2 separate regions of the Mus musculus genome follow, and region 2 is linked to region 1. A link is a contact called in ENCODE Hi-C data. All regions are on one chromosome and are shown on one strand. Each heading gives the region's core, a stretch centred on a gene start or an enhancer-like site at or near the end of the contact. The rest is flanking DNA. Distances are from core to core; before and after follow the strand shown. Region 1 holds the start of Stam (signal transducing adaptor molecule (SH3 domain and ITAM motif) 1). Region 2 overlaps Slc43a1 (solute carrier family 43, member 1).

Evidence for each region. A loop is a pair of places that touch in the nucleus more often than their neighbours do.
Region 2: a loop to region 1 is called in a map of T-helper 17 cell, with 535 times the contacts of the local background. The contact joins the enhancer-like site here to the promoter of Stam in region 1. A Hi-C loop is called at or near these places in 2 of 37 maps with a recorded cell type or tissue (T-helper 17 cell and regulatory T cell).

What each region holds. Positions count from the first base shown.
Region 1 is chr2:14,072,546-14,077,990 of GRCm38, forward strand. Stam (signal transducing adaptor molecule (SH3 domain and ITAM motif) 1) reads left to right here and starts at 1,555. Exons shown (of 14, transcript NM_011484.3): 1 at 1,555-1,791. The coding sequence starts at 1,752. Stamos (signal transducing adaptor molecule (SH3 domain and ITAM motif) 1, opposite strand) reads right to left here and starts at 1,389. Exons shown (of 2, transcript NR_038162.1): 1 at 1,038-1,389.
Region 2 is chr2:84,863,567-84,868,947 of GRCm38, forward strand. It overlaps Slc43a1 (solute carrier family 43, member 1), which reads left to right. Exons shown (of 14, transcript NM_001083809.1): 14 at 1-20. Among named protein-coding and RNA genes, the nearest start is that of Rtn4rl2, 20 kb to the right of the region's middle. Within about 2 kb of position 2,910, at least 1 of the 3 ENCODE cell types and tissues checked has a DNase peak (open chromatin) inside an H3K27ac peak, as active enhancers do.

The DNA of each region.
Region 1 (5,445 bases), core at 305-2,804:
GGCTCATCCTCAGTCAGTCTTTAAAGCCTTTTAAACTCTTATCCACTCAGATGTCTATGTAAATACACATCTATGCTCTTACTTTCAATGGCCAAATAAGTACAATTATAACTATTGATTCCACTTGAGTGCTTACTATATGCTAGACACTATTACAGGGGATTTGCTTCTAGTAATTTATTTCATCTTCAATGGTTTGTCATTTCCGTTTCTTATTTATGAGGAAACAGACAGAGGAGTTTGTCCAATCTCTTTAATGTCGGACAGTTTAGCGGTCATCAAAACTTTGATATTGTAAACAACGCTGCCATTAATATCTTGGTTCATGTTTTAAAAGACTGTAAGATTTAAAATTCAGAATAACTGGAACCAGAGGCACATTTCCAAAAGCTGGCTATATACTTCCCATCCTTTCTCTTAAGAATGCTGTAATTTATACCCCATCAGGCAACTTTGTTTCCCATCCCTTGGATTCTTTTAGTTTTAAATGACTGAAAACGTTAACCGATGCTTTAGTTTGCTCCTCTTCCTCCAAAATTCGACTTTAACTGTTTAGTAAGCAAGCTGTTTGTACTGTTATACAAATCTTGTTGACATGTTTATAAGCTTCCCTTTTTGTAAGGGTCCCTATTTGGGCACTTTTTACCGAATCTCAGTGCATGTGCAAGACCGACTTGCTAACTTTACGTAATATTTCCAAGAGATGATTCTTTAGATTTCACATGATTTAGAGGACAATGTGTGTGTGTGTGTTGGGAGCTGGGGAGGGGGCGTGCGTTACATACATATGTACAAATTAGATCACCAAATCAACATTTTAAGTTGCCAAGAGTCCTCATCAATGTCTGGCTCCATTTTTCATGTGTGTGTGTGTGTTTTTTTTTTTTTTTCAATTTCTGCCGTTGGGTGTGCGTGCTTATCTCAGGCTGAGAAGGTCTAATCTTCTCAGGGACTCAGTGACTGCACGTTTAGTCAGTCGGAGCCCACACCCAGGAAGGCTCCCTCTGATCTCAGGCTGGGGAATGAGCCAGCGTTACCTCAGCCTCTCGAGAGGCTGTGCGCCTCGACACTCCCTCCAAGGGATTCAGGCCAGCTCCACCAGCTCACATGACTCCAATCCCAGCAACTTCCATGAACCCTCGACGAGCGCGCTCAACATTTTCCTCGGGTAACCCAAAGGACTGCCTGACTTTCTAGAGGGATTGCAACATCACAACAACCCATCGAATAAACCCAAGGAGTTAAAAATTAAGGGTTTGGCTGGACCCAAACTGAACCCTCTCCCTCTCCCAGTCTCTTATTCACTCTAGAGGCTCTTAGTCGGCCTCGGTGCGCCTGAAGGACCTCGTCCTCCCGAGACGCCCGGGGACATGGAAAAGCCGAGAACCTAGCCGCTAACCCCACGGGCACGCGGGAACTCAGCAGAGGAAGAGACAGCGGCGGCTCATCGCGTGGGCCTCGGCGGAGGCGGCGGGCTCTGGCCAGACCCGGAGCGGGCAGTGTTCAGGCAGCGCTCAAGTCGCCTACATTCCCGACACGCCCCGCGCGGGGGCCTGTTCCGCTTCTCGGCTGTTGCCGCCGCCGCCGCCTCTGTTGCTGGGGTGGGTGAGAGGAGGGGCTGAGAGGGACCCTGCACTGGCAGGCAGGCGCCCTTGCTGTGTTTGTACCTGAGGGGCCTCCTTTCTCCGTCACCCCTAGAGTGCCGCGGGGTCGAGGGGCAGTCCCCGGGGACACCTCGGCACGCAGCGGACATGCCTCTCTTTGCCACCAACCCCTTCGACCAGGATGTTGGTAAGTGTTTTCACCGCCCCCCGTGGGTGCCCCCCGAGACTGCGAGCCCGCGCCGACTCCCGTCCCACTGCGTTCGTTCATTCTGGATTCCCGAGGCCGAGCCCACGTTCTTCTCTCCCGGGGCCCCTTCGTTCAGAGTTGGGAGAGGGTTGAGCGCTTGGCGCATCCTCTTTGGAAGAAATGGGACTTAGAACCTCTCTAATGGGCCTTGGTAAGGGACTTGGGGAGGGGGAGCTTTGAAGGAATCGCTTAAGGGATTCGGGGTAAAGGGTTGCCTCGGGAGGAACAGACGACGAAGCCATCTGCCGCTGGGGCATGGCTTCTGGGAGAAGAGCGAAGGACAGACGTATCTTGGCTTAAGCAGATTGATTATATGCTCTATCGCCAAAGTATTTGCCTGGCCCAATGGAACTGGCAGAATGTTTTAGGTAAGGTTACTTAAAGGGTTTTTTAAATAGCCCTATAACGGTCCCTGGAGGAGAGAGGTCTGGTTACGTACTGGTAGGTTGAAATGTTGGAAGAGATGGAGATGGATTACTTGGCAACAACTGAAAACGCAGACATGAGCCTTTGGGATGCCTTTTTCAGGCTGGGCCTCTGCCTTTGGGGAAGTGTGGAAGAGGATTTTGATTCTAGGATGGGGTCTGAAATGCTAAATTTTTTGTTGTCTGAATCATTGGTATTAGGTACCAAGCATACCAATTTAACAGGTTAGCTATCTATTTTTCAGACCTGATTTGAATTTCTTGAAAGAATTTTGGGATGTTTTTGAATGCATTACATTGAACTACACTGGCAGCATAGTGTGGAATGAAAGCGAACCAATACCATCCAGTCCCACAGGCTGAATTTAAGCATAACTGTAGTAAAAGAATGTAAGGATAACTTGTGAGAGTTACTTTATGAATTTTGTTTATTAGAGGTGAATTTTACATTTTGCCAACTGGAGAAAATGTACTATTACTGCCGCTTCCTGCCTGGTTCATAGTGATTCAGTTGAATGTCCTGAATCTGAGCTGTGGATGGAACTTTAGAAATCATCAATAGTGCTAAATAAGTAATGAATTGGGAAATTGTGTTTAATAAGTGCTTAGCACCAGTACTTACTGAACACAGTGTTCATTGACAAGAAATGCAACCATGAAGACCATCTCATTGCGGCTCTTTGGCTGTTTTACAATTTGTTACATCAGTCTTTAGGACAAATGCTTATAATAAAACAATATTTGCTGCCTCTGTTCCTGGCACCTATAGTGATCCTATATGATCTTGCTTTCTGCTAATCAGTCACACTTATATTCTCCTGGCTTGTTCCTTTTTGTGGTATTGGAAATGGAACCCAGGGCCTAATATGTATTCTTTCTGTTTTTTTTTTTTGAACTCACATTTGCAGTGGATTCAGATGGATTTCTTGATGTTAAACCTGTTCTTGCTACCTACACCGCCCAGTCCAAACACAGGCCCCTTCTTGCCTTTATACTTTTGTTTCTGTTATTTCATGTGTCTTTCCACACATATGTCCTCATGCTTTAAGGTCAACTTAGAGTCTGACTTGTTGTACCTGAATTATTTGCTGATTCCTGCAACCTGGAGTTTATAAGTAGCAGTGTTACTGACAGTTTGGAATAGATAAAATCCTTAAGGAGGTTATGCTCTATACATGAAGGCTGTTAACTTTGTATTTGCTCTTCACTCAGTGGATGCCAGTAACATCTCACAGCCAGTCATGACTTTAAAAGACATGACTTAATGTCTCGGGGGCTGTTTAAATACAGTGATTTTTCACCTTCCCCATGTTCTACAAATTTCAGCATTTTTGTCTTAAACATTACATATCAATGTGTTCTTTATTTTGCTCCTTGTTTGATGGCTGCTGCATAGTTGGCTTTGAATAAGTGCTTGTTGAGTTGAAACTATGTTAAGCCTGTTAGACATGTTTTTTTAGAAATCACTCTGAATTATAAAGATACTTTGTGCCATCAGGTCCCTACTGATTTGTATTTACCGATCCCAACAGCCAGTTCCTCATCCAGTTTTTTATTGATGTCTTACATTTTTCTTCTGTGCTTTATCCATAGGTTTGTAGGTCATCAGCCCTTTTCTGGTTTTCTGCTTAGCTTTTTAGTGTCCCCTCCCCCACTTTTTTTCAGTGTCTAAATGCTGAGCAGTAATAACAGCTCTTCTCCATTAAGACTTTCTTCTCTTAGAGTCTTATGAGATTTAGTGCTTAGTAGAATTTGGAGTGATTTGCTTAAGTTCAGGTTTCATGCTTGCTGCTTATCAGCAATCTGGCTTTAAGCTAGTTGGTTATTCTCTGCCTTTGTTTCTTTGTCTTTAAATATGGAGTATAAGAATTATAATGTTCCCTTAAATATATTTGCAAAAGCAAAAAACAAACAAAATGTACAGTGTTTCTTAGCTTACAGGGTTGGTAAGAGAATTGAGTCAATATTTAAAAAGCACTTAGAAGAAATTTTCTATATTTGTGAAGCAAGATTTAAAACAGCTAGTCTCTTAGCTTTAAGCACTTTGCTTATTCCTGTTAATCACAAATTTAAATAGTCTCAGTCAGTATTGGAGATTTAGGCATCCATCTACTGAATATTTCCACTGGATTTTGATAGGAATCTAGAAACAAGCATACCAAAAATCATTTATTCCCCTCCCACTTCTCATTCTGTCATCTTAGCCCACCTCAGGATTGAGTCATTAATCTTTCCTGCCAGTCAGTTCTGATGTCTAAGAGTCATGTTCTTTCTTTCTTTCTTTCTTTCTTTCTTTCTTTCTTTCTTTCTTTTTTTTTAAATTTTATTTTATTCTTTTTTTTCTTTTTTTTTTTTTTTTTGGCGACAAACAGGAATTTAATTGGATATAAAGAGAAGCAAATTTTTTCACGATACACTATAAAACAGACCATGAGGTTTACCTGTAACAAATATTTAAGTTCCATCTAGCAGAAAATAAACCAGAGCCTGAAAAAGTAGAAACTTGTTCAAGCTGCACGGTGATACCTAAATACATGCCTTTAATCTAGTGACTTTCAATCCTAGTAGATTTTAAGCTCTGTTCTTCCAAGGACAATGTCAAGAATCATTTTATGAAGCCAGGCAGTGGTGGTACATGTCTTTAATCCCAGCACTCAGGAGGACGAGGCAGGCACATCTCTGAGTTCAAGGCAGAGTCATTTTATGGTTGTGATTATTGACATCTAGTTGATGGCAGCCAGGATGCTATTTGAATCCTACATTAGCCACAGCAGCCTCCTCATGACAGTGAATTTTCTGACTCAAAATCTCTCTCTCTACTGCCGAGAACTGACAAGGATTTGTTATTTGGAAAATTTGGTGAATGAGGGAAGTTTGACCACGTGAGCTGAGATACAAAGGTTTAGGGGCAGGACCGTGGGTTGAGTTTGAACACACTTGGGGTGCCTTTCACATGTCCAGCGTTGGTTGTCTAGAAAGCAGGCTGGCTTCATAGTCTGACCTTAGAGGAAACAGATGTGAGAATCGTCTGTGTATGGGTGGTATTGACACTATGAGAGCAGAGCAGCAGCGACAGACACCAGTGTGGACTAAGAAGAGAGCAAAGGCAGAACCTTGGCACGCAACACTTAAAACGAGGTAGAGTGGGGAGGCTTGGTGCTAGAACACC
Region 2 (5,381 bases), core at 1,660-4,159, about 71 Mb after region 1:
AAAAGGGAAATGAAATCTGGCTGGTGTGTATCTGTGACTGGAGGAGTAGGTTGTTGTCTTTCCAGAACTCTATCCCTCTGCCTCACCCATGCTTGGCTGGGCCTTTAGGAAGGATGCTTGGTGGGGTTGGAGTGATAGTTCAGTACTTAGAGCCCTGGTTGCTCTTCCAGAGGACCTGATTGCTCACACTCCAGTATTCAGAGTGAGTTCTAGGACAGCCAGCGCTACATGGAGAAACCCTGCCTTGAAAAACAATACAATGTGTGTGTTGTGTGTGTGTGTTAGTGTGTGTGTCTGTCTGTCTGTCTGTCTGTCTGCCTGACCATTATTTGTCTAGCCATCTTCCTCTTCTCAACTATGTACTTACTGCCTTGCTATCTGTCTTAGTTATTTTCCTGTTGTACAGACACCATGATGACTTTAAAAAAGGAAGAGTTTGAAGGAACTTACAGTTTCTGAGGGCTTTGAGTCCCTAACTTCCACAGCAGGGAGCATGACAGGAGGCAGCCATGGTGCTGGGGCAGGAGCTGAGAGCTCACATTAGGAGACAACAATCAAGGGAAAAAGAGAGAAAGCTAAATGGAAATGGTGTGGGTTTTTGAAACCTCAAAGCCCAGTGACACACCTCCTGGAGAAGGCTATTCCTCTTAATCCTTCCCCAAGGGTTCCACCAGCTGGGGACCAAGTATTCAGATCTCTGAGCCTATAGAGGCCATGCTCATTCACCACACATTAGTGTCTAAAGGAAGTTCAGTTTCTGTCTCCCCAGGGTTTTAGACTCTACCTCACAAGCTGCCCTTTCTCCTTACAAGAAACAATGGCAAATGCTTAAGGAGGACATACTTAAGACCCAGATGTGGTGGATCCTTGAAGGCTGAAGTAGGAAGATTGCCATGAGTGTGAAACTAGCCTGGGCTACATAGTAAATTCCAGGCCAGCCTGAGCTTCAGACACACACACACACACACACACACACACACACACACACACACACACACAGAGAGAGAGAGAGAGAGAGAGAGAGAGAGAGAGAGAGAGAGAGAGAGAGAGAGAGAGGAGACATTAAAGAATGATTCAAACCTTTCTGCCACCAAGGCACATGTCTGAGGCCTGCAGAATGCAATGCCTATTTGTTGCCTCCTATTTTATCTTAAGACATCAGGCAAATTCTGAGCTGTGTTCCGCTATTTTTACATTTACTTTAAACATTAAAGGGAGGCTTTAGAATTACTCACATGTAAAGAGAACACCATCTTAAGTACTGAGCGACACTCCAGGAAGATGTGACCTTGTTTATCCCAGGCCACCACTGGTCTGTGCCTTGGGACATAAAGTCTTAGCAGTTAGTCATAGACTGACAGGACCACGGATGCCTGCTGAGAATCTGTCATCCACACCACCCCCCCTAGAGTCAGAGAGGTTAGTAATTCACTGCTTTGTGGGGTTTGGAAAACACCTAGAAAGATGAAGGCAAAGCCATGCAGTACACAGAGGCAGAGTGTTCAGGCAAGGGCAGGTAGCAATATGACTACAGAAGCCTATCCCATTGGCAGTCAGGGGCAGAAGGGATTACCCAGGTGTACTAGTTCTCTGGGATGGGTGACTTGTTAGTAGGTTTGCAGGGTTCGCATGTCAGCCTAAGGTAAACTAGCCTAGAGAACTCACTGTAGCTGGGACTAGCCTCCCATGTTCAATCCTCTTGCCTCAGCTTCCCAACTGCTGGTTGATTAGCACCACTATCTCTGACTTTGGAGTGACCCCAGTAAAAGTCCGGATCCACTCTCTTGACCCTTACCCCATGGAGGACCCCCCCCCAAATGTTAGGGCTGGAAGATAACATTCCAAATAAGCTGTGCTTCCCTGCTCGTTCTGAGTTCTCTTGAGGAATAAATAAAGAATGGCCCACCCATCTTCAAATGACAAAACTGCACGAGGTCTGGAGAGAAGTCACGCAGCAGATGGTTGCTTTAAGCAGACTCCTGACTCTCTATGTGGCCTTTTGTGCACACACACACACACACACACACACACACACACACACACACACACACAATCTCAGAATGGGAGAAATCCTGTCAGTGAGGCTGGCTAGCTCCCAAAGGCCCTGCCGGGGTCTCCCTGCTCTCTGCCCAGGACTCTAATTTTGTGAGCCTCAAGCCATCTAGTGACCTGTTTGGCATCCCACCAGTCAGTTCTCTGATGAAGGCAGGTGGTGGAAGCCCAGCGTGTGGGCGCGCGGTACTCAGTATGCCCAGCAGGCGGCGCTACGTGTTTGAGGGTGGCCAAGTAGGGGGTGGCAAGCCAGTAGGGGAACCCCCGACCACTGTGCTGAAATCCACGCTTCTGGCACCTATGCCTCAGTTTCCCTACCTCTGGTTGCTCTGCCCTTTCTCGACGTCTCTTCTTCCCAGACCCACCAGTCTTGCACTCTCTCTCAGGCCCCACGGACCCTCCGGAGGAAAGGGACTTCCACAGCTAACTCTGCGCAGCTGAGGCAGGGGCTGAGTGAGAGGTGGAGGTCGACGTGTGGACCTTCTAGGAGAGGGGTGTCATCATTGTTCCATTCCTGGGGATGGGAGAGTTTGGGGAGGGGGCTGGGTAGGGACGGAAGCAAGCTAGAGCCGTGTTTGTCGCGGCGCTGCCTAGAGGAACAGATGGCTGGGGAGGGGAGAGGGTGCCTTGCCGGGAGGAGGGGTGCGGGGGCCGGAGGATGAGGAACGAGGAATTTCGACGCCCGAGTCTCCCGGGAGAAGTCCCCCTCCTCATCTCTTCCCAGAAAGAGGGGCGGGCAAGCGCCTGTGGTTTCCCAAGGAGCCCCAGCCTCTGCCCCGCCCTTTGAGAGGTCCACCGCCCAGGGATGCGTCCCGGGCTCGCTTGCTCCTTCGGAGGGACTGGCTAGAGGCCACGGGGAACCGCCTGGGGCTCAGGGGTTAATGGGGCTGCGATCCGAGGGACGAGGGGGCGGCAGGAAGCGCTCTCTGGGTTGGGAGCGAGTTCAGGGATCGCAAACAGCTCTGGGGAAACGTGTTAATTGGAACTTTATGCAGATGAGCTGGGACTGGGGGCTGCCGGAGAGAACAGGTCAGAAGGATGCTGGACACAGCTGAATCCCCGCGGGTGCAGAGGGCCCTGGTTAAGGAGGTGACACACACGAACCTATAGATTCCTGGGATTCACCCTATAGAGGCATACTGGTCTTGAGGAATGAAACGCTTGCTCTCTGGTCCTTCTCAGAAAACTAGCGAGGGTTTGTCTGTGATTGTCCTTCTCTGAATTTTGGGTCCAGCAGTGCAGAATCTCAGGTGGCCATGGGTGGTCATACCTGCATGTGTTAAAGTCTTGCCCCCGGCTACTTCCCAGACTCATCTTGGCCACCTCCCACCCCTATATGACCTGGATCCCTCTTTTTTCACTCCTCATAGTATCTGTCTTGTGTTTTTGTTTAAACAGGATCTCAATTTCTAGCTCAGGTTAGCCTGGAACTCCCTATATAGCCCAGGCTGGCCTCGAACTCATTGCTATGCTCTTGCCCCACCCACCCTAGTACTGGGTTTACAGGCAAGCACGTCTGTCTCTATCATCCTCCATCTTTTATTTGTACCCACTGTCTACACAGAATTCTCACTCACAGCTTCCTCCATGTGTGTATGTTTGGGGAGGACCTCTAACTTTCTTTTGCATTGCTGCCTGCTCCCCTCTTTCCTCCCCTCCCCACTCACAAGATTCTCAGTCTTAAGTGCACTTACAGTAGCTCCCCGCTTGAAAAAAAAGCAGATTCCCGCACCCCCAGCTATCTGATTCAGCAGCGGTCGGTTGGTCGGTCGAGGGGGCTCAGGAACCAGCTTCCCTCCTAATCAGATAAAACGGCCCTTACCTTTGAAACACAGTGCAAAGGCTAAATGGACTGAAAAAAATAGGGACCCAGTTCCTTCTACAGCCCCCCCCCCCCCCCCCCCCCGCACACTATGGCTGTCTCTGGTGTGATGATATCTGGCCTGGAGAAGATGCCAGGTGGAAAAAAAGAAAGCGGAGGCAACAGGGAAGGGGGAGGGGAAGAATCCGAGATAAAAGGGTGAGTCTGCCCCTGGCTCTTCTCTAAGATGGCCCCCTTTCTCTCCTGCCCCACCTCAGGGTTCTCCCCTCTTTTGCCCCATCTCTACTTCCCCACTCATCAGCTCTCTACTGTTGACTTTCTGATCCACATTCTCCTCTCTTCTCATCTGTAGCTCCTGGGAGAAATTTGAGGCTCAGGCTTTTTGGAGGTGACTGGAGACAACAAAAGCAGTTGGAGCCCTACCTTCAAAACAAAGAGGCAAAGCCACTTCTAGGGGTGGAAGAAAAGAAGATGAGAAGAGACAGGGCTTGTGGGAAGATGGTGCCGACAAATACAGGCTATTTCCCCTTTCCTGCGACCTGCTGGATGCTTGCTCCCCAACTACAACTCAGTTATATCAGAGATCTCCCCCACCCAGATGTCCAAACCAACAATACCAACAAAAAGGGATATCGGGAGAAGTAATTTGCCAAGGTCACATAGCTAGGAAGTAGGAGAACCCTCTACTACCCCAAACCACTTTCCTTGAGCATAGCGATCCCAGAGTTCCCTCTCTGGCCCACTCCCCAGGAACAGTGGGATAGACAAGGGCGTCTGGTACAGAAGGAAGGAGATGGATGCTCAGGTTTCAGGACATCTGACAGGTTTGGCTGGAAGCATTAAAAATTCATAGAGAAACCTGACCCCAGCTGGACCTTGGGCCTGCCACCTGGTCTGGCTCTGCTTTTGTGGCCTTTCAAAAGTTGTTGGCCAACTTTCCCTTCTAAAGGGTCCTGGAAGCCCCATTTTTTTTTCATGTTTTATAAAAGAGCTCTCTAACAGATTAGAGATCTAAAGTGGGGAGCCAGCTGCTCAGAAAACCGGGCTGAAAACACCCTCACCCCCAGTCTGAGTGAAAGAACCTGAGAAGCTTAAGGGCTTATGAAGCTTGTCATCTGGCGTCCTTCTACTCCTCTCCCCAGGAGACTGCATGCTCACTCGGCAGTTTGTGGTGACAAAGCCTGTCTGTGCTTCCCGTGACGGCCAGTAGGGGGCAGCCATCCTCTGGGCTACTTCATCTCTGTAGTTTGAAGGGCAATGAAAAGAGCCCTGCCTATGGGCAGGAAGGTGCAGCCTCGGCTTTGAGGAAGAGCTCTGTAGTCTGTTATCTGAGGAGGAGCAGGGAGGAGTTTCCTAGTTTGGGGGAGATGAAAGAACTTTAGGGAGCACTGAAAGTAGATTTCTGGGTTTCTAGCATACCAAGCCAGGTGGCCACAAACATTCAAGCTTTAGAGAAGGCTGGCTGTTGAGGCTGGCTGTTGGCCATCAAGGCAAGGAGGTTTGAATA